2 separate regions of the Mus musculus genome follow, and region 1 is linked to region 2. Evidence: chromatin loops called from intact Hi-C (ENCODE). Cell type or tissue: heart. All regions are shown on one strand. Links, peaks and the distances in the headings refer to the core of each region. The heading gives the core; the rest is flanking DNA.

The links. Peaks named below come from ENCODE experiments on the same cell type or tissue, not always from the same donor. Only the 100,000 strongest peaks of a DNase experiment are listed, where the experiment ranks them.
Region 1: a loop joins it to region 2, with 7 times the contacts of the local background. A loop is called at or near these places in 31 of 42 quality-filtered maps.

The regions. Positions count from the first base shown.
Region 1 is chr11:55,038,488-55,054,425 of GRCm38, forward strand. Ccdc69 (coiled-coil domain containing 69) reads right to left here. Exons shown (of 7, transcript NM_177471.4): 4 at 14,408-14,509; 5 at 13,861-13,980; 6 at 12,665-12,762; 7 at 11,251-12,071. The coding sequence ends at 11,990. Among named protein-coding and RNA genes, the nearest start is that of Anxa6, 13 kb to the left of the region's middle. In heart, for the core only: a CTCF peak has its summit at 8,293 (motif pointing right); no DNase peak of the experiment used is centred there; H3K27ac peaks cover 975 bases.
Region 2 is chr11:55,149,720-55,165,657 of GRCm38, forward strand. It overlaps Slc36a2 (solute carrier family 36 (proton/amino acid symporter), member 2), which reads right to left. Exons shown (of 10, transcript NM_153170.3): 8 at 14,514-14,680; 9 at 12,927-13,096; 10 at 8,749-9,896. The coding sequence ends at 9,625. It overlaps Gm31688 (a long non-coding RNA gene), which reads left to right and starts at 385. Exons shown (of 3, transcript XR_388653.3): 1 at 385-441; 2 at 6,323-6,475; 3 at 6,826-7,019. Slc36a3 (solute carrier family 36 (proton/amino acid symporter), member 3) reads right to left here and starts at 1,989. Exons shown (of 11, transcript NM_172258.4): 1 at 1,853-1,989; 2 at 1,451-1,721. The coding sequence starts at 1,602. In heart, for the core only: a CTCF peak has its summit at 9,296 (motif pointing left); DNase peaks (open chromatin) are centred at 5,482 and 9,282; H3K27ac peaks cover 277 bases.

The DNA of each region.
Region 1 (15,938 bases), core at 4,067-12,066, 110 kb before region 2:
TTTTATTATAATTGACAAATTTTATTTGATTTTTTTTACTAGGTATTTTCCTCGTTTACATTTTCAATGCTATCCCAAAGGTCCCCCATACCCACCCCCCTTATTTGATTTTTTAAAAGGCATTTTAAAAAAAGATTTATTTATGTATCTGAGTACACTGTATCTGTTTTCAGACACACCAGATCGGGCATCAGATCCCATTACAGATGGTTGTGGGTCACCATGTGGTTGCTAGGATTTAAACTCAGGTCCTCTGGAAGAGGCTTCAAACTCTATGTAGCTGGCAATAACCTTGGATGCCTGATCCTCCTGCCTCCATCTCCCCAGTGTTGGATTATAGGCACTTTTGCCAAAAGTCAGTTGAAGAGGCTGGGGCAGAATTAAAAATTCCTTAACCAGATGGTAGTGAGACACCCTCTTAATCCCAGCACATGGGAGGCAGAGGCAGAGGCAGAGGCAGAGGCAGAGGCAGAGGCAGAGGCAGAGGCAGAGGCAGAGGCAGAGGCAGAGGCAGAGGCAGAGGCAGAGGCAGAGGCAGAGGCAGAGGCAGAGGCAGAGGCAGAGGCAGAGGCAGAGGCAGAGGCAGAGAGGCAGAGAGGCAGAGAGGCAGAGAGGCAGAGGCAGAGGCAGAGGCAGAGGCAGAGGCAGAGGCAGAGGCAGAGGCAGAGAGGCAGAGGCAGAGGCAGAGGCAGAGGCAGAGGCAGAGGCAGAGGCAGAGGCAGAGGCAGAGGCAGAGGCAGAGGAGGCAGGTGGATTTCTGAGTTTGAGGCCAGCCTGGCATACAGAGTGAGTTCTAGAACAGCCAGGGCTACACAGAGAAACCCTGTCTCGAAAAACAAAACAAAAAACTGGTTTCTTTGGCTGCAAAGCTGAGGCCTTAATTCAGGAGTGGAGGCACTGAGCAAGAATGGAGGCTAATTACTTTACTGTTCCTTGGCTGAGTTCATTGTCTTTGCTTCTCAGCCTCAGTCCTGAGAAAACAATTTGCTATTGGGGGGGGGAGCTTTGAGGGAGATAATGTGTATATATATATATATATTTAAGTACAAAGAGGAAGCCCCCTCAGCTGTGGAACTTTTTAAAGCAAGCAGGTGTTGCAGCCTCTCAGGCTGATGGAAACAAACCCTGGAAGGAAGCAAGCAGCCAGACAGAACCGTGTTTGCTGCGTTCTCCCTTCCTCTGGACTGGCACGTCCAGCGGGGTCTGTATGGGTGAGGGTAAGATGCATGACTCAGACCCGAACAATGCATCAGGATTGGGGATTTTCTCAACTCTCTTCAAATTGGTCATAGGAAGAAAATCTTTGGGCACTACCTGGGGAAGTGGACGGTTACTGCCACCTGCTGGCTAGTTGCTGGATGGCGGCCAGGCAATGCGGTGCCTTCCTGCAGGCTCCCCACCTCCAGGTGGCCCTAGGAATCCTGTAAGATGATGACTGGGAACGCCCTCAAGGCCCCTCTCAGGGCCTGAATAAAAGTTAAGAATCTTTAAAAGAAGGAGGAGGAAGGGGGGAGTGGGAGGGGGGCGAGAAGAAGATTGTAAATCCAGTGAAGGTGACAATGAAGATTATAACAGTATGATGAAAATATGGTAATTGGGGCTGGAGAGATGGCTCAGTGGTTAAGAGCTCTGGCTGCTCTTCCAGAGGTCCCGGGTTCAATTTCCAGCTTCCATATAGCGGCTCACAGTGTCTGTAACTCCAGTCTCAAGGGTTATGATTCCTCCTTCTGGCCACTTCCAACAACACGTGATCATGAAACAGATATGCACAGATGCAGGGAAAACACTCATACATATAAAACTAACTAAATACTTAAAAAGTGCTATAAAAATAAAAACTGGGCCGGGTATGATAGTGCGTACTTTTAATCTGGAGCCAGAGAAGGGCAGATCTCCATGAGTTTCAGGTCAACCATGACTACACACTGAGAGCCTGTTTTTTGTTGTTTTGTTTTGTTTTTTAATGTTTTTTTTTTTTCAAGACAGGGTTTCTCTGTATAGCCCTGGCTATCCCGGAACTCACTCTGTAGACCAGGCTGGCCTTGAACTCAGAAATCCACCTGCCTCTGCCTCCCAAGTGTTGGGATTAAAGGCATGTGCCACCACTGCCTGGCTGAGAGCCTGTCTTAAAACGAAAAAGCATCCTTCGAAACTCCCCAACAACCCAAATGGTACATTGGAGCTGGGCATGCTGGCACATGCTTTTAATCTCAGCAGTTGGAGGCAGAACCAGTCTGATCTCTGTGTGTTCAAGGCTAGCTTGGTCTACATTGTGAGTTCCAGGTCAGTCAGGGCTACATTGAGAGATCCTATCTCAGAATAATGATGGTGATGATGATGATGATGGTGGTGGTGGTGATGGTGACGATGATGTCATCTAATCAGGGCACACTCTATAAAGGGGCCTGCATTAGTGAGTGTATGGGCCCAGAGTATTACAGTGCACTACTGTGGACTTTATGAACATTCTTGGGCTATGCTGCTTATAAAATACATATTGCCAGGTATGATAGCTTACACTGTAATACTAGCACCCAGGGAATGGAGGCAGAAGGGTCAGAAGTTCAAGGTCAGCTAAGGAAACTACCATCTCCCCTAGAAGTTCTTCAGGACAGTGGGGAACTGTCACCCGCTATGACATGCCTTCTGGCATATTCCTGAGGAACTTGAGGGAAGAGCCATCACTGACATTTGATCTTGGTGGGCTTTGGAGGCAACTCACTGAGTAAAATCTCTGCTTGCACAAGCTTCAGGGTCTAGGTCACCATACTTTTCCCACTTCATTCATTCATTCATTCATTCATTCATTCATGTGAGACAGTGTTCCTCCATGTAACAGACATGGTTGTCCTGGAGCTTGCTTTGTATACCAGAGTGGTCTGGAACACACAGAGATCCTCCTGCCTCTGCCTCCTGAGTGCTGGAGTTAAAGGCATGCGCCACCACCCCCAACCTCCAGATTTATTTTTATTTTACTTACATGCGTGTTTTGCATGAATATCTGTGCACTACGTGCATGCAGTACCCATGGAGGCCAGAAGAGGGCATTGGATTCCCTGGAACTGGAGTTTAGAGAGGGTTGTGGGCCCTGGGAATATGGAACCTGGGTCCTCTGGAAGATCAGCCAATGCCCTTACCTGCTTAGCCATTTCTCCGGCCCTGTAGCTTTTGTTTGCTTGTTTGGATTGTTTGTTTGTTTTCAGGCAGGGCATCAACAATGTAGCTCAGGCCAACCTTAACTTCCTATCCTCCTTCCACTGACCCACATGCTGAGATGACTGTACCACCATGCCTTCTGAGTACCATCAGGTTCCCACGCTTTTGGAGTCTGGTTGGGATCTGCAGATCTGCTGCACCCTTCTTTGTGAATTTCCTTCCTCTGTTATTTCTCTTGAGACAGAATTGTGTTATTGCTGTATAGCTCAGGTTGGCTTGGTACTCACAATGATTCTCTTGCTTCAGCCTCCCAGAGTAGTAAGGCACAGGCCACCCCACCCAGATAGGGATTTTCTTTCTGGTTCTTCCTTTTGCTGCTTCTTCAGTTATCTGCTCCTCTTCTGGAATCATCAAGTTCTTATGTGTTAGTTCCTCAGGAGCCATGTTAAGGGGCTTGGCAGTGCCAGCCTCAGTCCTACTCAGGGTGAAGTCACTTGATCACTTTGGCAAACCTTCTGAAGACACCCTTGGGTCTCTTCTCCCAGATATCATCCATGCCCTGCTTAGTGACATCACTGGCGCTATAGCAAGGCTCTGGATGCATTCCTGGTATTGCAATCCTTCCAGAGATGCACCGGGACTCCTGCTCCTTAACTGTATGTAGCGACAGCCTGGCGAAGGTCCTCCAAAAGGAGTGCCCTTCAGAGCTGCAGTGCATGCCTGATCCATGGGTGGGATCAAAGTTGTGACAGTGGAGAGAAATGCCAAGATCACCAGGGTTGGGGATACGGTTCAGTCTGCAGAGTGCTAGCTTGCTGAAGCTCTGGGCTCAGTCCCCAGCACTGACATGAACAGACAGGGTATGGTGGCATCTACCTGTAATCCTAGCACTTGGGAGGTGGAGGCAGAAAGAGCAAGAGTTCAAGGCTACCTCCAGCAAAGAAAGTTTAAGGCTAGCCTGGGCTATAGGAGATCCTGAGTCAAAATATAAAACAGAAGATCACCCATAACAGGAGGATGTGTGGGAGAGTTGACAACAGTGAGGACATCTGGAAACATCTGCACGCTGTTCAGTCCTATAAAAATTCAGGAGAGTGTCTTGGCAGAGGAGCTGGGTGAAGTCAGGGTCCTTATCACCCCCGTAGGAGGCTGGCAATGAATGTTGATTGACAGCCTTGAAAGCTCTGGCTTTTCCCTGTGTCAGAACACAAAAAGCTTGGACCTGAAGTTTACAACACTGTTCCCAAGACTTCTGTTGAGGGCCAAATGTAGCTCAGTTGGTATTGTAAGTCAGTTGGTATTCTTGGCTAACATGTGGGAGGCCCTTGGATTTGATCCCCAGCACAAATCAGACATGGTGGCTTGGGCTCTTGTTGCTACCACTGGAAAGGTGGAGGCAGAGAATCAAGAGTTCAAGGTCATCCTTACCTCAGTGAGTTTGAGCTTATGGTGTACGTGTGAGACCCTGTCTCAAAAACAAGGGGGTGGGGGTGTCGAGGGGTAGTAATCTTTGAAGTAAAAAAAGAACAGAAAAACTCTGGGTTTCTGGTTCCACCACAGTCTAGCAAAGTGTGTTAGTGTGAATGAGAATGCCACCACATAGGCTCAATATGTTTGAATGCTTGGTCCCTAGTTAGTGGAATTGTTTGGGAAGGATTAGGGGGCATGGCCTTGTTAGAGAAGGTGTATCTCTGGGGGTAGTTTCAAAAGCCCATGCCAGGTCCAGTCCCTCCCCTCCCCCTCTGCCTGCTGCCTGTGAATCAGAATGTAGAGCTCTCAGCTACTACCCACTATGCTGGTCATGGACTAACCCCCTAAAACTCTAAAACCCTCTAAAACTGTAAGCAAGCTCCAAATTATATATAAATAAAAGAGTTGCCTCTGGCCTGGCAGTGGAGGTTCATGCCTTTAATCTCAGCAATCAGGAGACAAAGGCAGGTGGATCTTTGTGTTGGAGGTCCAAGGCTATACAGAGAAACCCTGTCTTGGGGGAAAAATTGCTGTCTTGGGTACTGTGTCTCTTCACAGCAACAGAACAGTTACTAAGACACTGAGTGACCCTAGAGCATTTGTTAACTGACTTTTTTTTTCTGAGAACACAGTGGCACCAGCCACCCAGCACTAAGTAGCTCTCGGTAATGAGGAGACTGAATATAAGCAATGAATCCTGACGTTCCTACTCCTGCCTCCCAAGTGCAGGTGGGCCCCACCATGCCTCGATGGATTGCCCTTTGTGTTTACTGAGTAGAGGTCTGGTCTCTTTCTGGGAGGTGAGAATTCCACTGGGTTTTGTGACTTATCTACTTGTCAGAGAACTGGATGGGTTCGATCTTACGGTCCATCTTGTTTTCCTAAGATAAGGCTGGAATTTTGAACATTCTAAGGTCTCACTTACTCCTTGGAGAACCTATGATTCTCAGATCCCTTCTCTGAGATCCCAAGATACTACAGTGTGGGGAGGAGGAACCATGCAACTGCGGGAGCAAGTCTGGAGCAAGAGTGAGATGGAGGCATGTCCAAACCCTGCAAATCTTGTCCCAGGAAGGGCAGGACAAATCTTGTCCTGCCTCCCTGTTCTGGGCCTGCATGTCCTGGAGCACATAGCCTTACAACCCCCAACCTTTGCCACCCTTGAGGCAGTCACATAGGCTGGTGGCCAGGTCACAGGTTAAACTTCCCTTCTCCTTATAAGGTCATGTCCAGCAGTACCTGGAATTCCTCCTTATGCAAATGAGGCATTCCCAGCACCTTGGATCTGGCCAATGATGTATACTCTACCCAATTAAATGTTTCCCCCACCCAGGCAGTGGTGGTGCATGTTTTTAATCCCAGAATTTGGGAGGCAGAGGCAGACAGATTTCTGAGTTCGAGGCCAACCTGGCCTATAGAGTGAGTTCCAGGACAGCCAGAGCTACACAGAGAAACCCTGTCTCGAAAAACAAAACAAAACAAAAAAATTCCCCCCAACTAAATGAGCTGTTCAATGAAGTCTGCCTCCTGAGAAGTCTGTTTCTTGACACACCCACAGCAGCCTAGAGTCTCCATCATCCCCAGTAGTTCCTGCCTCCATTTCCCTCTTGGGTCACTGGTCTGATCTCAGGCGATCATGCCAATAAAGGAGGAGGAGCAGAGTGGGATGAATGACATCATAACATACTCTTCCTAAATCATCCTGTGTGGGGGTGGAAGTTCTTCTATGGTGGGAGGCAGCTTGGTGGCTAAAGTGCCTGCTTTATAAGCATGGGACCTCACCTTGATCCTCAGAACCCACATAAAATCCAGATGTGGTGGCCTGTGCCTATAATCCCAGTGCAGGGGAGGCGGGGATGAGGGATCCCTATGGCTATATGGCCAGCCAGCCTAGCCTAACTCTGAGCTTCAGGCTAACCAGAGACCTCGTCTCAGTGGAGATAGATGGAGTCCCTGAGGATGACACTCAAAAGTTGTTCTTGGACAGACAGACACACACACACACACACACAGACACACACACAGACACACACAGACACACAGACACAGACACAGACACAGACACACACACACACACACACACACACACACACACACACACACACACACACAGAGTTTTTCTAAGCTTGGATGCAGTTTGCCTGACTAGCTTTTATTATCAATGATTGCTTTCTTCATGACCCATTGTTTCTTCTTTGTTGTTACTTTTGTCTCTTTTTGATACAAGGTAGCCCTTGCTCACCTAGGAATTGCTACATAGACCAGGTTAGCCTCCAACTCATGGAAATCTATCTGTCTTTGCTTCCTGGATGCTGGGGTTAAAGGTGTGTGCCACCACGCCCACAGTGATTTCATCTCTGATGTCATTCAGGGTACACTCAACAAATACATGACCAATGAAAACTAAGTGATGTATGACTTCCAGAACTTGGACATTCCAAGATAGATTATTTCCAAGGCTGTCTATTCCAGACACATGTTCCCTGCCCCTTGAATCACCCTAGACTAGACACCAGGAAGGGAGTGACGTTTTCAGTTTTATAATGTAGTCTGGACCACTTGTGCCATGTTCTTTTGTCCTCATCTATTCTCTGTCCCTTTGAGAACCCTTGGACTAGAAAAGAAAGTGACACTATATCCTTGCTGTTGAAACCAGTCTTAGGTGTTCATCTACCTACCCATCTACTTATCTACACATCCATGCATCTACCCACCCACCCATCCGTCCACCCACCCACCCATCTGCCCGTCCATCTGTCCATCTATCCATGCCCACAAACATCCATAAATATACTCAACCATACATCTTTATATCTATTCACCAATTCCATCCATCCAACTACATACAATCCATTAAACCATTGTTCTATCCATCCACCTATCTACCTATCTATCCATTGATCCATCATTTTATCTACTTATCCACCTATCCACTCACCCATCTATCCCCCAATCCAGGTATTCAGGATTCATCTATCTCTCCATTTATCCATTCACTCATTATCTATCCATTCATCCATCCATCCATCCATCCATCCATCCATCCATCCATCCATCTGTCCATCTATACAGCCATCTGTCCATCTATACAGCCATCTGTCCATCCATCCATCCATCCATCCATCTACCAATATGAACTAAGGCCAGAAAGTGTGAGATACCTTGCTAAGTAAGGCTCAGGGAATCAAGTATGAGTATTCTAGACCTGGTCTAGCTTTGAGGGACAGATGATCTCCCCAGAAGGAATAGAGGCAAATGGTCCTGGAGTAATCACACAAGTTCTTGAGCACTGTGAAAAGTATAGTGGGATGGAGAGGAGCAGGTGTTCTGAGAGCCTTCACCAGTTCACAGGCTAGATCTAGGACCTCTGATACACTCAGGGGCATCAGAGGTTACTCCCTAAGGCCTTGGGCAGATCCTGCATGCTGGGTATCTGGGAGACATGGGCACTATCCACATGAAGTTTATCTCCTGGAAACTATCAGCTAGACTTTGTGGTCTGGAAAAATCTTAGTACCCCTTTGAGACTGTTGAGTCGGAGACAAGAAACTAAACCACAGCTTTCCAACGCTTCTTTCAACCTGTGTGGTCAGCTACAGAAGAACCAGAGAGCCTGGGAGGCCAAGATCTTCCTTAGATGTGTAGGGAACCTAGGCTTCAGTCAGGCATGGTCAACCAGCAGGTGGCAGAGCAAGCGGTGGGGGCCAAGCTCAGCTGACTGAGGCTCCTCTCCAGGCTGATCGCCACCCTCTGCAGAGCCCTGGAGGGATTCTCCAGGGACAAACCCTCCTTAGGTGCAGAGAAACAAAAATCCAAGTCTAAAAACAAAAAGCCGAACCCCAAAGCATTAAAATATGCAAAGTGTAAAGCTGTAAGAAGAAAAATGAACTATGTTATAGCCTCCCCCCATTTATTTGTTTGAGATGAAGTTTCATGTAGCCCAGGCTGGCCTCACACTCATTATATAATCAGTGATAACTTTGAACTTCTGATCCTCCTGCCTCTACCTCGGTGGCGCTTGAGATTACAGTTTTGTTTCTCTCACTGGGCTTATGTGGTGGTGCTGGGGACTGAACCCAGGGCTTTTTGTATGCAAGGCAAGCACTACAACTCTTAGGTATTTAAGCTTTCCCTGTAATTGTTTTTTTCACACCCCTCGGGGTTTGCTCTTTGAGAAGGTTCTATGTCATTTAAGTGAAAATACTTCAAAGGACTTGAACTTGGAAGTCAAAGGTCAAGTGTCAGCTATCTTTTTCTGAATGAAGTTAGATTGGTTGTTCTCTTAGGCTGAGTCTCTTGCTGCTGCAGTGCAAACACAGCCACGGATAGTACTTGTGGCTGTTATCCAAGATGTCATTTATGGACACTGAAACGCAGATTTCAGATCACTTGCTACCAAATACTGTTTTTCCTTCATTTAAAAATATTCGTTAGGGATGGTTGTGCCTTTAATTCCCAGTGCTCAGGAGGCAGGGAAGCAGGCAGATTTCTATGAGTTTGAAGTCAGCCTGGCCTATGGAGTAAGTCTTAGGCCAGCCAAGGCTACATAGTGAGACTCTGTCACAAAAAATAAAAATTAAAATAAAATAAAAATAATAATAAATTCAGGTGGATTGGAGAAATTGTTCAGTGGCTAAGAGTGTTTCCAGCTCTATCACAAGGGTTCTATTCCCAGGACCCATGTTGGGAAGTTTACAACCACCTATAGCTCCAGCTCCAGGAAATCTAATGCCTTCTTCTGGACTCTATGGGTACCTGAAAGGAGACCAAGGCCGGAGGATCAGAAGTTGAAGACAAGTCTGAGCTACATAATGAGTTTGAGGCCAGCTAGAAGTAAATGGGGTCTTGTCTCAACAAAACAACAAATTTAAATGCTTTCTCCCCCCCCCCCCCCAAATCCTGCAGAGGAGCTGGTAAGATGATTTTGCAGTTAAGTGCACTAGCTGCTCTTCCAGGGGACCCAAGTTCGATTCCAGCACTCACACTTTATTGGCTCACAACCATCAAGAACGCCCAGCAGGCAAAAAACCCCATACACCTAAAATAAACTTGAAAAATTCTGCAGAGGAATTGTGACAGCCGCACAAATCTCACCTCCCACAGCTTCACTCACTTATTTTCGTCTTAGCCCTTCCCTGTGACCCTTCTGTGACCTCAGTGCTCTGTCCCAGTGTCTCCTTTCTGGGTTATATCCCTGTTTCTTTTCTGGGCAGGACTCTGAAAGGCTCTACTCGGGATGGCAGGAGGACCCAGAAAGGGACTTTCCTTGTTGTCCTGGAGAAGTCAGGACTAGGGACTTTGGTTGGCCTTTCCCACAAAGCCACTTCCTTTCCATGGCAGGCTATTTCTCTGCTCATATCCTACTGCCTCCAGGGGTAGCCTCCACGTGCATGGCATACATCTACCCAGCATGCACGCACATACACACACACACACAACACACACACACACACACACACACAGAGTACCCGCTGATCTTCCAAAGGACCTGAGTTCAGTTCCCATCACCCATATCAGGTGACTCACCATTCTTGACTGCACAGTTCCAGGGGATCTGACACCCAGTTCTGGCTTCTGTAGGCACCTGCACGTGCGTGGCACACCCTCACAGTGAGGCGCACACACATGCACATAAATAAAAACCAATCTTTTTTAAGTGTGTAAGACCCCTTCTGCAGCCCATCAGAGGTGACTCTTCTAACAAATTCAGTATATATATAAAAAAAAAATGATCTGGGCTGGTGAGATGGCTCAGTGGGTAAGAGCACCCGACTGCTCTTCCAAAGGTCCGGAGTTCAAATCCCAGCAACCACATGGTGGCTCACAACCATCTGTAAAGAGATCTGACGCCCTGTTCTGGTGTGTCTGAAGACAGCTACAGTGTACTTACATATAATAAATAAATAAATCTTTAAAAAAAAATGATCTGTTCAAAGATGGCTACACAGGGTATTTCAATTAGAATTCTTTTAGGGGATGCTCAGAATGTGTAAAACTTCCTAAATACCTTATACCAGTGGTTCCGACCTTCCTAATGCTGTGACCCTTTAATACAGTTCCTCATGTGGTCGTGACCTCCAACCATAAAATCATTTTGTTGCTACTTTATAACTGTAATTTTGCTAGTGTTATGAATCATAAATATCTGATATGCAGGATAACCGATATGTGACTCTCTCCTCCCCCAAGGGGTCTCAACCCACATGTTGAGAACTACTGCCCTACTCTGAGGAGACTGTAAGACATACCTTCTAGGAACTTACTGCAGAAGAGGATTAGCGTGTCCTGACAAATGTACTTTGAATAGGACATGTTCCCCACAGATTCACATGTGTTAAATGTATGATACCCAAATGTTGGCACTGTTTGAGAAAGTTTTGGCACCTCTAGGCCGCTTCGGTGGCTGGAGGATGGGAGTGGGCCTTGAGGCTTAATAGCCTGATTGCCAGTGTCATGTGACTATGAGGCCTCCCATTCCTGCCACCATGATGGACTCTATCCCTCGAGACCCCTAAGCTGAAATAAGCCCCTCCTCCCTTATGCTGCATTCCTGAGGGTGTTTTACTACAGCAACAAGAAAGTAACCAAGACAACAGAGAATGAAATACACCCTCACTGATAAGAACATGAAAATAGAGTTTTATTTTAACAAAAAAATTTAACTTCACATTAAGACCTTAGATAAATATGCTTAAAAATACTAACAGTGCTTATTAGCTCTACAGCAAATTCAACCTTTTATCTGGCTAGATGTGGTGGGACATGCCCATGTTCCCAGCACTCCGGAGGCTGAGGCAGAGTGACTTTGAGTTCAAGGTTAGGATGCTCTCTACTCAGTAAAAACAACACTGTGTTCCTGTTTCTTGGATTGTGTCTCTTGCAGTTTTTCTCTGAGTCAGAGTTATGGGTGTGGCACTAAGAACTTGATAGGTTGGTGAATTGTCAGCAAAACTGATGATCTGGGATTGGGGTTGTCCCCTCTTTGTCAGACGGTGCAAATGGCTCCAGCTGCCACGGGAGAAGTCTTAAATGCCCTCATGAGGACAGAGCAAAGAGAGGAATATAACTGCCTGCTTGTTCCCTGCTGCCGACTAAGGAAAGGCACTTCTTGGGGTGGTCTCGGTGGTCCAAACTTCCCCATCAGCTTTGTAGAAGCGTCCCTTCTCCCCCCACCTTGTCCATCCTGGGAGAAGAATGGAGTGGCTCTTGCTTTGTTCTCCACAGAGTCTTTGGAGGGGGCAGTGAGTCTGGAAACCATGGTGGGCCCAGGCCCTGCACCTTTACACGGAGGGCAGAGGCCTTTGAGGTGTAGCAGAAGGCAAGGTAAGATGGAGGAGGTGCTAGCCTCAAGGACTCAGATGGTTCAGTGGCTCCTCCGTCTGCTGCAGCAGTGGCCGTTCTGTGACTCCTTTTCAAGGTCCTGAAGTAGGTCTTTCCGGAGCTGCCTGTGGTACAGACAGAGCAAGGTTGCCTGATGGAGCAACTATTACTTGAACCAACCCATTGCCCCAGGAAGCCTTCCCTACGGGGAGTCATCATCATCATCTCTCTCTCTCCAAGGTGTTTCCCGCAACCCCAGTTCCCTGTCTGTATGTGAGGGGTGATTTTTCTTTGTTGTTCATGTCCCAAATCCTCATAGGTTGGAGTTCTGGGTGGCTCCGGGCTGAGCCTCCCTGCCTAGCTGGGTCACCTGGGGTGGCATGGGGTTTTGGTTTCCTCACCAGCAAATGGGGATCTGGAGGAGGATTCCACCAGAAAATATGTCACATATTCAACTGCCCATGACACAGGACATCAGCGCTCACTTACAAAGCCTCAGGACCGATTTGTTCCACGCATGCCTGCTTTGGTAGATTGTTTCCTGTTTCCTGTTTCTCATGTTGAAAAACTGGGCTTTCTGACTCCCAAGGAAAGAGGAGTCACGTTCCCAAGACAGGTCCTGGGGCCACTTGACATTCCAATCCCCAGGCTCTTCCGGGTCCCTCCCAGCTGGAAGTTTTGGCAGAAGGCTGGGGATAGGAGGAAGGGGAATGGCTACCTTGACATGGTCAACCTGTTCCCAGCTTGGAATTGTAGGTCCTCAACCTCCTGCCGCAGGGTGGTGTTTTTCAGTGCTAAGATCAGATTTTTTTCTTTCTGTAACAAACCAAGGAGCTTGGAATGGAGTGGCTCACTCACTCTTGGCACAGTGGGCACCGTCACCTCTCCCCTGGGCACTGCTTTATGGAGCAAGAAGTTAACTGGAAACAAGGTCAGAGTTAAGATGGACTGTCCACTTGGCTTTTGCAACTGAAGAATGTTAAAAAACAAAACAAAACAAAAAAAAACCAACCTACTACTGGTAAGATGGCTCAGTCAGGCCTGGAGAGAGGGCACAGTGGCTAAGAATGCTGGCTGCTTACACAGAGGACCCCAGGTTGGTTCCCAGCACCCACATGGTGTCTCATAACTGTCTGTAACTCCGGTTCATTGGTCCCAATACCCTCTTTTTAGCCTCTGTGTACATGTAGTGCACAGACATACATAAAGGCAAAATAACACACATAAAATAAAAATAAATCTTAAATAATTTTTTAAAAAGGTTTTTAAAAAAAGGTAGCTGGGGGCAAATGGGGCAAAAGGAGCAAAGAGTGTTTCCTGCCAAGGTGGGCAACCCCAGTACAATCCTACCAACCAGCACGGTGAAAGGAGAAACTACTCCTGCAAGTTGTCATCTGACTTCCTCTATGTCTATGGAAAACACCCACCCACACATACATACACACACAAAATCAATCAATCAATCAATCAATCAATCAATCAATCAATCAACCAACCAACCAACCAAACAACCAATCAACCAACCAAATAAAAACCCAAACAAACCAAATCCACAGTTTGACGGATTCTAAGGGTAAGGCTGCCCCAGGGTTCTGAGACCTCAGTTCTGAGTTGTCAAAGGGCCTTAACTCTCCAGTTCCACCTTTACCAAGGCTAGCCTCCCTGTCTGCCTGCAGGGGGACAGCTGCCACTGAGGAGCCAGGCTGCTGGGGCCCAGGGCTGCCCTACTTACAGCAACCTGAGGGCCCAAGAAAAGACAGGAGTCAGGTGATCCAAGAGTCACTGCCTGACTCCTACAGGAGGGGCAGAGCCAAGCTGGCAGGAGTGGGATGGAGGGATGGGGGTGGGGGATAAACCAGAACCGGAAACGCCCAGAAAGCAGCAGCAGCAACAAGCCGTGGGCCCAGCACTGACCAGCATCTCCAGGAGGAACAGCTGCTTCTCAAGTTCGTGAATTCGTTCATTCTTCATCTCAATAACATGGTGTAAACTCTCCAGCTCTTGCTCCCAGAATGGGCCAGGACTCCCATAATCCTAGAGAAGGACACCAAAGGGCCCCATCAATCAGCACGGAGGGACATGAGTCCTCCCTGTTCCCCATCCTCCCAGAAGCTCACTGCATCAGTCTTGTGTGATTTCACGGCCACGATGCATTTATTTTCTTGGCTCCCCTTCTAGGGGCACTCTTTGAGGCACGTGCCTGGTGGGTACACAGCTGTAGTTTGGTAGGCAGCTGACATGCTACCTGTGTCAGGTTGGTTAGTTGCCCCAAGTTCTCTCTGGACTCAGAGCTGTATGCTCCACCATCTGTCTGCCTCTCTCAGTGTGAATTGAGGACCCTCTTGTTTCTGGGCTCTTGTAAAGGGGAAATTGTCAGGTTTGAGGTTTGTTCTCTAGGGTTGCCTGCCCATGCCCTTTCCATAGCATCAAGGATAAAGGTCTGCAAGTGTTCTGTACCTACCTGGATGTGGTTTCTATAGAGTCGGCTAAGGATGGACCCGTCCACCTTGTTCATCTTGGCTTGCGTGGCCTCCTGTGGTGAGACATGACTTGCACAGGTGTTCTGGGGAAGGGAGCAGGAAGGAGATAGCAAAGATAGCCTGTCAAGGTGATTTTCACTATACCAATAAAAACCAGGAGGGCTAAGGTTCTTCATTGTGATTCTGGCCTACGCCATATACTGCACAGCAGAGCAGGCTGAAACCATTGCATCTAAGGCTTGAAACACTCCAGGGCTACTTCTCGCTGTAGAGCTTTTAACGGCACCTGTGATGGTTGATACTGATTGATAATTTTACAAGAGCTAGAGTCAGCAGGAGACAAACCTCTGAGCATATTGAAGAACTTTTAATGACACCCGTGATGGTTAATACTGATTGATAACTACAAGTTCTAGAGTCGTCAGGAGACAAACCTCTGAGCATGCCTTTGAGAATGTTTCTAGATCAGGTTAACTGGGGTGGGAAGAGCCACTTTTTTTTTTTTTTTAAATCTGGGTGGCACCACGCCATGGCCCAGGGCCATGCACTGAATATAGAGGACAGAGCAAGCTGAACACCAGTGTCTGTCACTCTCTGCTTCCTAACTGGGTGCAACTCGACCCGCTGCCACATCTTCCCACCACAACGGAATGACTCAAACCGTAAGCCAACATGAACTCTTCCTTCCCAAAGAAACTTCTTGTCAGGTATTTGATCAAAGTTAACTACAACTGATCCCCAAACTCTTGGGATGACATCCTGGTTATTTAAGACCAATGTCAACCTACATTCAAAGCCCAGCCATGTCCTGCTCTACCTGCCTATGCAGTGGCTCAGCATCACACCCAACCCCAATCTCAGGACATGTTATTTCTGTGCCTTTCCCCTGACAGAGATCTCCTCAGCCATTCCCCTTGTGGCAGAGTCCAACCTCTTCTTATGATCCTAGGCTCAGTCCCACCCTCTGGGGCTTGCTTCCCCCGGCCTTCCTACACCCCGGCATCTTGGACGTCCTTAGGCAACCTGTTTCCCACCCCTTCCTCCATGACTTTGAGCAAGTTGCTTGAGTCTGCTTAGGACTTGCATCCCATGATTCTTCACTGAAGCAATCCCAAGCACCTTCCGGGCTTAGACCTCCTCCCTCTGAACGCCTGCAGTCCGTGCCATCTCTGAGATCCCCCTGACAGTCCTTGGTAAGTGCTCCACTTTCCTCTCTGTTGCTCTGGGATAAAACATCCCAACGCAAAGCAACTTAGGGGCAAAGAGGATTCATTTCAGCTTCAAATTCCAGGTGACTCTCCATCATTTTGGGGAAGTCTACTTCCCCACAGGAAGGAACTTTAAACAGCTAGTCACAGCACAATCACAGTCAATAAACAAACAAATAGAGAAATTAGTGTGTACATGGTCACTTGCTGGCTTGGTTGTGCTCAGTGTGCTCTCCCCACCCTGGCAGAGTTCAGGACCCTCTGAATCCCCTGGGGGTTGGGTGTTGCCCACATCAGGCTGATC
Region 2 (15,938 bases), core at 5,102-13,101:
GAGTCTTCGTCACACTTGTGTGGGCAGCTGCTGGCCAGGCTGGGAAGAATGGGGGAGTCAACAGCATGAGAACAGAGTCAAGGGTTACTACCAAACTTCCTTGGTGGAGCAAGCAGGGGCTGGATTAAACGGGTAGTGGCACCCCTTCCAGCTGGAAAGATGGGGTTCCTAGAGGAGGCCTCTGAAGAATGCCAAGCATCAGGTGGAGACCCCCTCTGCTGCCATAGGGCTTCCCTGGAAGAAGACAAAAGGTTTCACAAGCCACACAGTAAATCCGACAGATAGAGTGCTCACAGATAGCACTGGCCTCACTTGTACCTGACCTTCTGGAAACAATGAGGCATTATGGGAAACCATTGCATCTTGGGTAACAGCATGTTGCCTTAGGTCACAGGACCTTAGCACACATAGGCTGGAGGATATACTGAGACATTTAGAAAAGTAAGCTTTCTAATTTTTCTTTAAAAAACAATACATTGCTGTAAAGGAAGTGCCCGTGACCTATCCATGACAAATAAGCACATTTGTGGCCATTGGGTGGCCATTCCTATTTGTGTCTAAGTGCCCAGGGTTTTTACAAAAGTGCCTGGAGCACTTGCAGGGTCCTGAATAAGTTCCCTCATGAATGATGGATACTCTGTATTTCTTAGTGGCTTTGGAGTCCCTCCATATTATATATATGAGCTATGCTTGAAACTAGACAGTAACACTTATAAGAGGTTCAGAAGTTGCTGTTTGGCATGTGTGTGTGTGTGTGTGTGTGTACTGTTCAGTTCTCCATTTCTCTCTGTCTTCCCCACACCGCCCCTCCCTCTCTGGAACCCCGGGTCCTTGTGCATCCTGGGCAAGGTCTGTATCCCTGAGCTATATCTCGAGTTCATGTCATGTACTTTCAAAGACACACCAAATAAGTAGCTGTAAGTTTTACGTAAATGGCATTGTTAGGATTGGATATAAGATACCACCATTGTTTGTCAGGGTTGAGGCATTCCCATAATCCTCGCATTCAGAAAGCTGAAGCAGGAGAATTGCAAATTTGAGACCAGTCTGGATTCCAGAATGAAGCTTTGACTAGGGAAAAATCTATAAGTCTGAGTTTGGGGCAGTGAAAATGGAACACAGAGTAATCAGGTGATCCTTTGTTTACAGGAAGATCTATGTCTGTATGGGGAGATGGACTGGGATAGAGACAGGGCAGACAGAGGAGCATCCATCCTCCTGGTGTCAGGGGTGTGCTCTTTGTGTTCAGTAGCTCAGGCTGGGGACACCTGCTCTAGCTGGGTTCTTTGCATGAACTGGAAAACATAGTTTTCTCCCTAGACAACTCCTCAGAGCTACAGTCAACGCTCTTAGGTTCCAGAGCTTTGCTGTGTCAACAGGGAACGTGAGGAGGGCCTTAGGAGCTGGGCTTCAGATACATTTACCCTGGAATGGCGATGGGACCACTCACATTAGCGCATCAGCTTCCCTGCGAGGGCCCTTCTTTGGGGAGGTACTGCTGCTGCTTCTGCTGTTGCTGCTGCCTTTTGAGGAGGCTGTAGACCGACCGAACATATTCCGCTGACACTTGCCAACTTCTCTAAGCAGCGGCACATTCCCCATGATGGACAGGCAGCAGAGGTATAGCACTCAGCTGCCGCAGGCTCTCAGTGGGCTTTCATCAGGAGAAGCCATACAGCAGGTCTCAGGTTCTGGCTCCTGACTCCTGGGTATGCCTGGCCCTAGAGTATGTGAATCAGAGGACAGTGGTGGCTGGAGATGCTGGGGTTATAGGTGCCTCACCAGGCTCTTGGGCACCCAGGAAAGTGTCACAGATCCCTCCAGGACTACCTTAACATCTGTCAGGACTCACACAGACTTTCAGCCTCTCCCAGATCAGTCCTTGATGCTGTGGTCCACGGGGAACACTGACCAAGGAGGAGGAAGGTATCATTAGACCGGAAGTTCTGGTGCCTAGCTGTGGGCTCAGGCTCAGGGTTTGTTGCCTCTGGCAAGGAACAAGCCACAGCTACCTCACAATGGAGGCTACCCAGGATGCAGATGTCACCCAGACCAGCATCTCTAGCTGGAGGTAAACAATGGCTTGTGCCAGCTCAAATGCCAACCTCTCAGATCCTCTGCGCAGGAAGACTGTGTGGACCACCACTTAGTTATGAAGGGAGTGGAAATATACCTTTAAAAAGCCATTTGTGGGCTGGAGAGAGGATTTCATTGGTAAAGCACTTGCCAGACAAGCATGAGAACCTGAGTTCAGTCCCCAGGACCTATGTAAAAAAGCTGGGTTGGTGGTGCAGGCTTGTGATCCCAGGGCTAGGAAGTGAAGACTAGAGGAGTCTTAGGGCTCACTTGCCAGCCCGGTCTGCATGGGAAGCTTCAGGCCAGGGGGAGCTCTTGTCTAAACTAACCAAGCAACCAAGCAAGCAACCAACCAAATAAACAAACATTAAAAAGTTGGCTGAGGCATAATAGCCCACGTCTTTCACCCCAACTCTCCATAGGCAGAGACAGGCAGATCTCTGTGAGTTTGAGACCAGTCTAGTCTACACTGTGAGGTCCAGGCTAGCCAGGTCCACATAGTAGACCCTGTCTCAACAGCCACAATTCCCACCAGGATAGACTGAAATTCCTCTGGAACCATAAGCCAAAATAATGGTTTTCCACCATAGACTACTGTCAGTTGCTTTTTGTTTAGACAAGGAAAAGGTAACCAATGACACTCAGAAAGCTCCTGCCCAGGGGACAGCGAGCAGCAGTTTAAAGCAGGACGGAGGGAGCCTGGGGGAATTCTGAACATTTTTTTTTTAAATTCAATTATTTTTTTCTGTTTGTTAAAAGATGTACTTATTATTTGGGGGACATGCCGTGCTCTATGCTTGAGGTCAGAGGACAACTTGTGAGAGTCAGTTCTCTTCCTTCAGCATGTGGACCCCACAGTTCAAACTCAGATTGTTAAGTCTTGACAGCAAGTGCCTTTACCTTGTGAGCCATCTTGTCAACATTTATTTGATTTATTTATCTAGTGTGTGTGTGTGTGTGTGTGTGTGTGTGTGTGTGTGTATGTGTGTGTGTATGTGTGTGTTGCAGGGTATTTGATCACACTGTGAACCCTGAAAACCAAAACTCTTTCTAGTTGTTGTGTGGCTCAGTCCTCAGCAAATACCTTTAATCCCTCTGGCTGGAATACAGACATGCCCTTAGTACACACATTTAATCCCAAACAGTGAAGGTAAAGTTAGTTTGTAGAAGGAAGCACCCATGTTTGAAAGTGATGTCTAGTTGAGTGGCAGACAAAGTGAAGAGTCAGAGAAAGATTTAACAGAATAGGATACGCCCAACTTTCATGAGAACAGAGAGGAAAGGGGAAATATTTAAGGACCAGGGTAGAAAAAGAGAAGAGAGGGAGGGAAGGGGGCAGTTTTACCGGGACAGTTATAATGAGACAGATAGATATAGTGAGACAGAGAGATAACAAAGTAGACACAGGTGAAGACAGAATGAGCCAAAGAATGAGAAAGAGAAGATTAGAACAGTTTGGTAGAGTTAGATTGAGGCCAGGCAGAACAATTCAGGAGAAACTAGGAGAAGCCAGAATACGTCAATTAGCGTGGAGCTTGTAGAGGAGTTTGAGTCAGAACAGTTGAGTTGAACCAGCCAGGCAGAGATCAGAAAGAACAAGAAAGATGAGTTTATTCAGCAGTAAGCCTCAGTGGCTGAAAACATTCCAGGCCTAGATTATATGGAGGCTAGAAGCTTCCAGGAGTAGCCTAGGTTAGCAGATGGAGACAGTAAGTCTCAGACACAACAAATACTTCAGGAAAATAAAACTTACATTTTACAAGTGTGTGTGCGCACTCGTGGGTGCAGAGAGAGAGAGAGAGAGAGAGAGAGAGAGAGAGAGAGAGAGAGAGAGAGAGAGAGAGAGAGAAAGAGAGAGAGAGAAAGAGAGGTCAGCCTTGGTTATTTTCCTTGGTTGCTCTGCATCTTACTTTTAGAGACTAGGTCTCTTGTCTCTAATTCAACCCAGAGTTCATCAGTTCAGCTCTGCTGGCTGACCAATGAGCTCCTGACCAGGCATCCTCCTGTCTCTACCTCCCAGTGCTAGATCATAGGCATGCCACCCTGCCTGGATATTAATGTGGGTGCTGGGATCTGAACTCAAGCCTTCATGATTACACAGTAGACACTTTACCACTGAGTCCTGTCCTCATCCCCTCTGGATGCTATATTATTATTGTTATTCTTATGTTTGTTTGGTTTTGGTTTTTCGAGACAGGGTTTCTCTGTGTAGCCCTGGCTGTCCTGGAACTCACTTTGTAGACCAGGCTGGCCTCGAACTCAGAAATCCGCCTGCCTCTGCCTCCCAAGTGCTGGGATTAAAGGCATGTGCCACCACTGCCCGGTGCTATCACAACCTTGAGGAGCCACTTGTCCCATGGAACCTTTAATTCTGCCACAAAAGGCAACTGTGAGCCTTTTACTCCTCAGTGACAAAGGAAGTCTCTCTCTCTCTCTCTCTCTCTCTCTCTCTCTCTCTCTCTCTCTCTCACACACACACACACCCTCACCCCTAGCTGAGTAGCCCTGGCAGTTGATGGCTTCTGAGGGAGGAGAAGCCAGTTTTAAGGCTGTGACCTTAACAGAACGAACAGACCCGGACCCAGGAGTGTATGGTTGGCTCAAATTAGACTCAGTGGGTAGTGAAGAAGGAGGAGGAGGAGGAGAAGAAGAGAGAAAGATAGTGAGAGAGACAGAGAGAGAGACACACACAGAGACAGAGAGAGGGGGAGAAAGGGGGGAGAGGGAAAGAGGGAGAGGGAGAGGGAGAGGGAGACTGGGAGGAAGTGGAGTGTGAGGGTGGATACTTTAATGTTAACTTGACACAAGCTATAGTCATCTGAGAAGGGGAACCTTAGTTCCCCTTAGTTAAGAAAATGTCTCCATCAGATTGGGTTGTAGGCAAGCTTATAAAGCTTTTTAGTAATTGATGGGGAGGGCCCAGCCCATTTTGGGTAGTGCTATCCCTGGGCTGGTGGTGGTCCTGGATTCTTTAAGAAAGCAGGCTGAGCAAGCCATGTGTAGCAAGCCAGTAAGCAGCACCCCTCCATGGCCTCTGCATCAGCTCCTGCCTCCATGTTCTTATCCTGTTTGAGTTCCTGTTCGGGCTTCCTCTAACGAACCACTATGATGTGAAACTGTAAGTCAAATAAACCCTTTCCTCTCCAGCTTGCTTTTTGGCCGTGGTTTCTTGCAGCAATAAGACCCTAACTAAGTCTTGAGGGGAGAGGAGAATATGATCAAAATACATTGAATGCATGTGTGAAGTTCTCAAGGAATTAATACAAAAAAAATACTGAAAAAAAAAAAAGAATAGTCTGGCAGTGTCGTATGGTAGTTCTGTCGCTTCTGTTTTGAGGAACCAAAACACGCCCACTTCTGCTGTGGTAGCCGCAGTTGACATTCCCACCAGTGGTGAATAAGGGTTCCTCTTTCCTGTGGTCCCCTGTGAAGGAAGGAGTCCACGCTTGAGCAGGGTGTGGGAGGACACAATGAACACAGGGTCACAGGTCTCAAATGCTGTGCTCAGGTTACAGAAATGCAAAACTCAGATGGGGAAGAAGGTGGTAGCAATCACACACCAGAGTCAACACTCTTCTCAGGATTTCTGAGAGCCAGCAGGTGTCCCCCGCAGACAGCCACCAATACCATGTGGCAATTCTGCTTTTGGAAAAGATGGTGGTGATAATGTCTAGGGGAGAACATTTACCCTCATCACCTTGGGTCACTGTAACTAAGCACTTTTCAGTGTGCATTTGCAAGGCCGTGCAGTCTCCAGGACTTGTCCAGAACCTTCTTTTAGGATGGATGGATGTGGCAATGGGGGACAGAGGCAACCAGATCTTTGTGAGTTTGAGGCCAGCTTGATCTGCACAGGAAGTTTCAGGTTAGCCAGTGCTATAAAGCAAGACTCTTTCTCCAAAAGAGAAAAAAATATTTTTTTTAGAGCTAGTGAAATGGATGGGTCTGTGGGGAAAAAAAAAATGCCATCAAGCCTGTGACCTGGGTTCAATCCCTGGTACTCACAGAGAAGGAGTCTTTCTGTCTCTGTCTCTGTCTGTATCTCTCTCTGTCTCTGTCTCTCTGTCTCTGTCTCTTTGTCTCTCTCTCTCTCTCACACACACACACAGAGAAACACAGACACCATTACACAGTTGTATATGTACATAGACACACAAACACAACAAATACATATGAAACAATATAATTTTATGAAACTCCTTTTTCCTACCTTGCCCATTGACCCTCCTCTTTTATTTGCTCAAAGACCTTTCAGGCCTTGCAGAGCAGCAGGAAGCTGTGATGCTAAATGCCTGGGTTCTGCACCCTCTTGTCCCTATGTTGGTGTTCAGCAGACTAATATGTCTGAAAATGGCAATATATATGGACCTCAGGAACCATTCTCACTACAGTCATAAAGGTAACTCAAGAAAGGAAGGGTTTAAGTTGGTTCCCAGTTCGAGGGCACAAACCATCATGGTGGGGACAGCATGGTGCCAGAATGTGACTCACCCACAGTCAGGAAGCAGAGGGAGGGAGGGAGGGAGGGAGGGGGAGGGGGAGGGGGAGAGGGAGGGGGAGAGGGAGAGGGAGAGGGAGAGGAATGGCCACACTTAGCTTGTCTCTTCCTTTGTATTCAGTTCACAACCCAGCCCATGAGATGATCCTGCCCATATCTAAGTCTTTGTTTCTCAGAGAACCCTCTCTGGAAGCACAGCTCACCTGTGGGTGTGTCTTCAAGGTGATTTTCTATACTCTCTGATTCAACAGAAAGCCCAAAGAAGTCAAAGAGAGATGATCTGGGTGTGGTAGCCATCCCAGGCCTGGGAGGCAGGAGGCACCCAAGGATAGCCTCAGCTATACAAGGCAGCTAGGCCTCAGAGGAGGAAGGGGAAGAGGAAGAGGAGGAGGAGGAGGAAGAATTCTTTAATGGAGACAGGGGAAAGGTATGTATACATTCTAGTATATGTCTCAATAAATAGACAATAATAACATCTTATCACTCAGCTATGCTAACCGGCAGTTTTAGATGATGCAGATAATTGCTAATGAGCCCTAGCTTGCACCTGCCCCTTACGTCAGTGATTCTCATTTTCTGTACTCAGAAGATCTCAGCAATAAGATTAGGGGCTAGAGAGATGGCTCCATGACTAAGATTGCTTGGTGCTCTTACAGAGGCCCTGAGTTCATACACAGCCACCCGTAACTCCAGCTCCAGGAGACTCTCTGTGGCCTTTGAGGGATCCGTGCATATAACACACACGGCGCGCACACACCACAAATAAAAACAAATCTTTAAAAAAAAGATTAACTCAATTATCTTATACAATAGGGGCTTGTCTGTGGAGACCAAGTGCGAGCAGGGGGAGGAAGACCACTCTTCTGGGGCTCCGTTAGGTCTGTCACAGAGTCAAGGATGGGGATGATAGATGGCCCATCCCTGGAAAGGCAGACTGCTGAGCACTGCCCAGGCTTGGAGTCTCATCTCCCAGCAGGGACTCTGAAGGGTTTGGGGTTTCCATGTGGACAGCCAACCCTGCCCCCGTCTGAGTGGGAATGTGGAAATACCTCACAGAGGTTCAATGTGTGGAAAGTAAGACACAGAAGAAGCAGACCAGGCCTCGGGAATTGGGATGATCCCAAATGTCCCCTCTACATATTCTGAACGTCACACAAATATGGAAGGGTGGGGACACACAGGAGCCGGTTCAATCAGGCAGGTGTCATTTGCTAAGCTGACCTCTTTCCCAGTGGCACAATTAACCGTCAACTAAACAGAATCTAGAGCCGCCCAGGAGGCAAGCGTGTGGGCAAGCCTGTGACCAGACTAGGGTAATGATGTGGGCGGCACCATTCCAGTGTGCTGGGGTCCTGGGCTAAATGAAAAGAGAGAGAACTGAGAGTGTTGGCGATTCTGTTTCTTGACTGTGTCTGTCATGTGACAGGCTGCCTGGGTGCCATTCTCCATCAGCATGGACTGGAGCCTCAAACTGTGAGCCAAGGCACAGCTTTCCTGCTTCAAGTCGCCTCTCTCACAGCAATGAGATAGGTAACAGCAAGTGCCTGAGAGAGAGTCACCAGAACCTATGAAACCGCACACCAAAGGGACGGAAACTACATGTGTATTCTGTTCCTCCCTCTGTGGCTCATGGGCACTAGCTCACATTGGTCATCTTGGTCCCATCTTCTTGGCACACACACACACACACACACACACACACACACAGTACACAGTGCTGGAGATGAGACCCAGAGTCTCAGGTAACCAAGCACATGCCCTGTCATTGAGCTACAGCCATGACTCTCATGTACACAGTTCTTATGATCTGGTCAACTTTACTGCGGACGTTGTCCATATGGCTTCACACGTGTGTCTAGAAACAGGCTGGTTGATCTTGGTGTGGCATTCGATCATGATGAGTCGTTTCTATTCCATATGGTCCCCTATCCTCCAGGAGACTGGGCACGATGTCACACACTCCATTTCACTTGGTGTTCTCAGATCCATGATGTGGAAAGCAGGGCTGGAGAGATTCCCCAGTGGTTAAGAGTGCTTGCTGAGGAACTAAGTGTTTTACAACTGCCTGTAACTCCAGCTCCAGGGGACTTAACATTCTCTCTGGTGCACACACATGCACACACACACACTTTAAAGAAAAATCAGCTCCACAAAGCAGAAAGAGAAGGCAGTCTCAGGGTGGAAGCCATCATCGAATTTCCATTTGTAACACTTTTACTGTTGACCATGGCAAGTTACAAGGTCAAGACTCAGGAGATGACCCGTAGACTCTACTGTTGGGTACACAAAGCTACAATGTTATATAAGCTCTTGTTTTTATAACACCTTTACCCAAACTATTATATAAGAGCCCTGTATTATGCTTGGTGCCCGACAGGTAACAGAAGATGTTCATTGCAAGAATTCAGAAGTAAAAAAACGACTCCAATGATGTCTCTGTCTGCTGCCCCTGGCCCATAGGCATGACCCTATGTTTTTCTTGTTCACTGCTGGATTTCTGAGTTGGGCTAAGACTTAGTGGTTTAGAAAGTTCAACACACTTATCTGTAACATAGATGGTGACATTTTATCTGAGCATTGTGACTGGCCCTGGCCCCCTCCATCTTGATGCTGCCTTGAGCACAGTGTTCCCCATCATGGTCAGGAAAAGGAAATAACCAAAGCCTCAGCGGGCAGAGACTACCTTCTGCCAAAAGCTGGCTATTGCTGCCGCCTAGTGGTTGCTTTTTGCATAGCTCCACTCAAGGCAGGAAATTAGCAGATAAATGACAAAAACAAGATGGCGGTTTCCACAGGTGAGGTCTCCACAGTGTGGAAAACTAGAGAACGACCAACATTTCTTTTGTTTTTAATGACCATCTATCTACACCTTGTATGCGGTGTAGATGGCCCCCATCTCCTTTGCGCGCGCGCGCACACACACACGGTACTGGGGATATGCTACACCTGTTTTTTGTTTTGTTTTGTTTTTTCCTGTCTTGGACCAGAGAAAAGGCAAAGTGAAAAAATTCATAGACAACATAAGTCACCGTGGGCGAGGAGAGGCTCTGTCACTGAATAAACATGGTGGAGTTGGACAGGGCGGGAGAGTTCCCGGACTTGATCAGCTCATCCAGGGCCTGGTAGGTCCCCACCACAAAGCCCATGAAGCCCAGGATGCTGATGAGGGCATCCTTGGTGACGGTCAGGGGGCTAATGCCCTCTCCATAGTAGGTGACCACCTCCAGCAGGGGCGGGATGATGAGGGCCAGGGCGCTGCTGCTCACAGAGCCCACCAGGGAGAGGACCAGGTCCAGGCGTGGGATGAGGATGGCCAGCATGCCTGTGGGAGATGAAGGGAGACAGATGGAGAGTCCTAGGTTTACTTTAAAGGCTGTTATTGAAGTCGTCTTTAAGAGAAACCAAACCTCCCTCAGAAATTCAGCTTTGCACATAAAAATTGAGGGCTGCGGATGTAGCTCAGTTGGTAGAATGCCTGCCCAGAATGTGTGAAGCCCTGATTCTATCCCCGGCACCATGAAAACTGGGCACAGCAACATACACCTATAACCCCAGCGACTTGGAGGTGCAGCCTGGAGCATCCAGAGCTCAAGGATTTTTTTGGCTGCATAGTCTAGTTTGAGGCTAACCTGCGATATGTGAGACTGTATAAAAAGGAAATAAATAAACGTAGAGAAAGAAAGGAAGAAAGAAAGAAAAAAGGAAGGAAGGAAAGAAAGAAGGAAGGAAAGGAAGGAAGGAAGAAAGAAAGAAAGAAAGAAAGAAAGAAAGAAAGAAAGAAAGAAAGAGGGGAGGAGGGAGGAAAAGAGAGAGACAGAGACAGAGACAGAGAGAAGGCAGGGCATAGTAAAAGAAGAGGGCTGACTCCTGCAAGTTGTCTTCTGACCTATACACATGTGTCAACATGTACATATGAATAACAAACAAACAAATGTAAAAAAATAAATAAAAAAGAAAGAAAAGAGAAAGCGAAGTGTTCCCAGGGCGCCAGTCCTCTCCAGGAGGGCTCACTCGTGGTTGGTGTTGCCCATTCCTGTTGTTCAGCTCTGCCCTGACAGGGCAAGGCAATGCAGAGGTTCCTTCATCTTCTATTTTTGCGGAGGCCATTTTGGGTTTAACTAGACTTTGATCTCTTTGATGGAGAATTCCACGAAAAGTCACTCAATTCTATTCTGGGAACCTGAGGCCAGGATGTCTCGGTTTATTTATCTTAGTTTCTGTTAAATTGCCTGTTTGTGCAAACCCCAGCCTCAACCTCCTTGTCCCGCTTCAGCTGCTGTGTAAGACACCAGGATGTAGATTTTGCCTATAAGCCACTTGCTCTAAATGTTTGAGGCTACACTTGAGTCCCCAAATACCTGAGTATAGTCCCAGCCTGCTGGAATAAAGACTTTCACCTGGCTATAAATGGTGGTCATCTTTGGAGGGTTCCTCACAACAGTTTGTGTTCCTATTGTGTTGTTGGCGGGGTTCTCTAACCCCTTAGGTTCAGTACTTGGGGTTCTGGAGATGGAGAGACTAAGACAACCCAGTGTTCATTTGTGAGCTACAGCTAGGAGATCCAAAGGGGTAGCTCTCTATAACCAGGGAATGAAGGAACCAGATTTGCCCCATATGGGGTCTCAGCAAAACCCACCAACCCCCAAGCCCAAAGGGAGTGGGAGTTTCAGATGGTCCCTTAATTCCAACGACAACGGCTGGCTTCCTTGTAGCTGACCTTGCTGATGGGGATTAGAGAGGCTGTGTTTCCAGAATGCCCTATTTAGTCAGCAAAACCGGTTTGGATCATGTTTTTTGCTTAACCACTGTTTAGATATCAATAGCTTTGAATGATCTTTTGCTATTATTATTTCACGCATATATGCATGTTCTGAACGCTCTCCACATCAAATGCTTTCTGCCTGTATTTTCATTTTCCAACCTTTGACAATGTCCTGTGGGTATATACTATATGTTGATTGTGTCCCTTCCACTGCCTTCTCTCACCCCCACCCCTGTCCTTCATGTCTAAATAACCGGCAGGATTTAATTAGAGTTGCCTACATAACATTGGTGGGGGTTTCGGGGAAGGGGAGCCTTGTTTATAATGTTGGCCTAAATGTATACAAAATCATGAGGGACAGACAGCACCTGTTGTTTGAGCTTTTTCGCTGGCTCCCCTCCTTCAATGTCAGCCTTGGACGTGAAAGGTGCTGGCTCTGGAATTTGGTGGCTTGGGTTCGAATTCTGGTTATGTTTTTTCATTATCATTATTTTTTTTAAAGTTTAATTACATTTACTTATTGAGCATATGTGTGCGTGCGGAGTATGTGTCTCAGCACATATGTAGAAGTCTGAGGGAAACCTGCCATGTGAGTTCTGGGACTAAACTCAGGTTGTAAGCCTTGGCAGCAAGTGTCCTTCCTAACTGAGCCATCTCATTGGCCCTTGGTTACTACTGCTGCTGCTATTGAGATAGTGCCCCACGTAGCTCAGGCTGGCTTCAAAGTTGCTATGCAACCAAGAGAGTGACCTTGAACTTCTAGTCCTCCCGCCTGTACCTCCTGAGTGCTGGGATCACAAGTGTGCATCACCGTTCTCTACCTCTGAGGTACTGGAGATTGAAGCAAAGGCTTCATGCATGCCAGAAAAATGCTCTACCAACTGAGCGACACCCTCAGCTCCAGTGCTCACTGGTCAATTATTTGGCAGTGTCCTGCTTCCTTAGCATTCTCACAAGGGCTGAATAAAATGCCAAGAAATACAGCCTAGGACGAGTTTACCGCAGTGCCCCACAGTTTCTCTATCATGTGATTGTTATTTATTACACTGGGTATCAGTGAATCTGTCCTTAGACTGGGCATCTGCATACCTTTCTAATCAGGGAACGTGCAAGAATGGTCTAAATAGAGGTTGGGAGATTGGCTCAGTTAGCCAAGTGTCCTGGCAAGCACAAGGACCTGAGTTTGATTTCTAGAACTTAAAAAAGAATGAGGCATGGTGGGGTACACTTGTAACCCCAGCATTGGGGAGGCAGAGTCAGGAGGCTGATCTCTGGAGGTAGCCTCGCCTAACTGCTGAGTTCTCGGCTAATGAGAGACCATATTAAAAAGAAAAAAGGTGATGGTGCCTGAAGAATGTCACCTAAGTTGTTCTCTGGTTTCTACATGGATGCACATCTCTGAGTGAATACACCAGATACAGATACAGACACAGACACAGACAGACAGATAGACAGACAGACAGACAGACACACACACACAGAGAGAGTCTCTGTCTCTGACTGTGTCTGCCTGCCTGCCTGCCTGTCTGTCTGTCTGTCTGTCTCTTCCCCAGAAATGGTCCAGAGACTCCCGGCCTCTGTTCTACTCACATGTGAGGCAGACCAGGGCAAGCCGGATAGACAGGTCCACGGGCAGTGCCCAGCGTTTTGACACCTGAGAGACAGCAAGGGGGATGATGATTTCCGCAGGGACGTAGAACTGCAGGGCATAGGTACACAGGATACCGACGACATACAGGAGCTTGACTGATTGGTACAGCCTGCAAGACACACAGCCATGTTCTCCATGGCCCAACACTTCCACGCCTGACCTCCTGGGGGCAGCAGACTCTGATGTTGGGACAATCCCTTGGGTCTTTGTTTCCTTATCTGAAAATGAAGGTGTGGTGCCTTCTCTGAGTGCAGAGGCATCTCACCAGTGTAGAGGGAAGAGAAGCATCAGGGATTCAGGCTCTGGTGCTTTTCAGGGCAGGCCTGAGGACAGACGTGGAGACTACGTACTTCTCCCAGAAACCCTTGGCTGGTAAGGGGCCAGGGTCCTAAGTGGAGGGTCTAAAGTCCTGTGTGACTAGAGTTCATAGGAATTGTTCGTGTCCCCTAAATCCTAAGTACATCAGGAGCCCTCAACACATGTCCCATCTAGTTGAGAGGACTGCGGAATCTCTGATAATGGAGAGGGAAAGACATTATCAGTGGGATTGTGTGAGGGGATGAAAGAAGAAACAGGGTCGTGAGTGGGCTTGAAGCTGAGGCCCAGATAAAGGGTGAGGTTTCAAGGGAGCTGAACTTGTGTGTGTATATGTACATGCTTGTGTGTATGTGAATGCCTGTGCGTGCATGTGTGTTGCATGCATGTGTGCATGTGCATGCATGTGAGTGTCTATGCATGCTATGCATGTATATGTGCATGTGTGCATATGCATTGCACGTGTGTGCACATGTGTATGCATGTGTATGTGCATGTACATGTGTGTTGCATGCATGCATATATGTGTATGTTGTATGTGAGCATGTTTATGTGTATTCCACATGCATGTAGAGGCCAGAGGTTGATATCAGTGTCTCCTTCAGTTACTCTGCACTTTTTTTTTTGAGACAAGGTCTCTCACTGAACCTGGAACTCACTAATTCAGACTGACCGGCTAGGCAGTGAACCTCAGGGGTACTCCTGTCTCTACCTTCCCACTGTTAGCATTACAGGCACATGCCTGGCTTTCTGTGGGGGTGTTGAGATCAGACTAAAAGTACTCACACGTGTGTGTCAACTTCTCTTACCCACTGAACCATCTCAAAGCTCTGTTTGATGTTTTCAATGCTAGATCCCCTGGTTTGGGGGACCCCAGCAGCAGCAGAGCCTGGGAATGGGAACCAAAGGGTTCAACCCACAGATAGAAGCCCTTTGTCCTCGTCTAGAACTCCCGTGCTCTCCCCTAGGTGACCAAGGATTCTTGTTTCTGTCCTTTCCTCTTAGTTATGCCCCCTTTGCACTGAGATACCCGACTCAGCCTGGAAGCAGCTCTTGACGGGATCTCTGTAGTCCAAGGGACCAATGGTGGCTCCATCTCTCCCAGAGGGAATGTCTCTATGCCTGGTTTCCTTGCTCCAACAGGGAAAGGAAGAGAGCTACACAGTTCTATACATCTCTCAATCCCTACCACCCAAGAGCCATGAAGGTACCAGCAGTTGGGCAGGTTAAGAGTGATGCTGGCTTTGATGTCATCTCCAAACCGCAGGTAGCCCAGAGCCCCGATAGCAATGTACAGGGTGGTGATGATGGACATCCCCAAAGACAGAATGGTTGGGAAGCCGCGGGCATCCTTCATCTTGTTTTCCAGAGGCAGGACCTGCAGGAGCATCCCACTGTAAGGAAGAGGATAACAACAGCAACAACAATAACAGTAACAACCAGGAGCATAAAGAAGAGAAAGCCTTGCTGCCTCTGGAATGTGCCCAAATGAATCAAAAGAAGGGACCTTAAAAGACATTTGTACGTTCTTGTTCATGTCACCATCATTCATGATCAAGAGGTGGGAGGCAGACAAACATCATAAAATGGGTAAACAAAATGTGGTACATACCTGAAATGGAATATTATACAGCCTTTAAAAAGAAGGAAATTCTGGGGCTGGAGAGGTAGCTCAGCAGTTAAGAGCCCTGATGGTTGTTCTTGTAGAAGACTCTGATTCAGTTCCCACCACCCACACCAGGCAGCTCACAACTACCTGTAACTCCAGCTCCAGGTGACTCAGCACGCTCCTCTGACCTCTTCAGGCACCAGACACACAGGCAAAAGACAGAGCATAAAAATAAATACATCTGTTTTAAGGAGAGTCTGACACACATTGCAGTGCCTGTTGAGGCCAGAAGAGGGCGGTAGATCTCCTGGAGCTTGAGTTACAACTTGATAACCCTGGTTCTCCATAAGAGCAGCCAGCGCTCCTAACTGCAGAGCCATCTTTGTGCTTTGGACACACTAGTCATTTGAACAGAGGGAGGATACATCTCACTGTGACTTGGATTTGTGTTTCCCCAATGGGTAATGAGAAGGTGCATATTTTTCATGTATTTGTTGGCCATTTGTAGTTCTTCTCGAAGTCTCCATTGGGGTCATTCACCTATTTGACAGCTGGATTACTTTGCTGTTGTCTGCAGGGTTCCTTATACACCCTGGTGTCAGCCCTGTCAGGTGATCATGTGGCTCCTGTCCTGAAGGCCACCTCTCCCACGTTTTTCCTTCGCTGTCCAGATGCTCTTTAGTTAGATGCAACCCCATTTGTCGGTTTACTTCTGTCCTGTGTGTCTTTGGAGTTCTATCCAGGGAATCATTTCCTGGACTCCCACTGTGTTTGACTTATTCCACCCCCCCCAATATTCCCTTCTAGAAGTTTTAGAGTTTTGAGTCTTCCATTAATGTCTCTGATCCACTTGAGTTGATTTTTTAGAAAGATTCTTAAAATTACATTTATTTATATGTGTGTGTGTGTGTGTGTGTGTGTGTGTGTGTGTGTGTGCAGAGGTCAAAGGACAGACTAGTGTGGGTTGGTTTTCTCCTCCTGCCATGTGAGTCTCAGGGGATTGAATTTAGGTCAGCAGGCTTGGAAG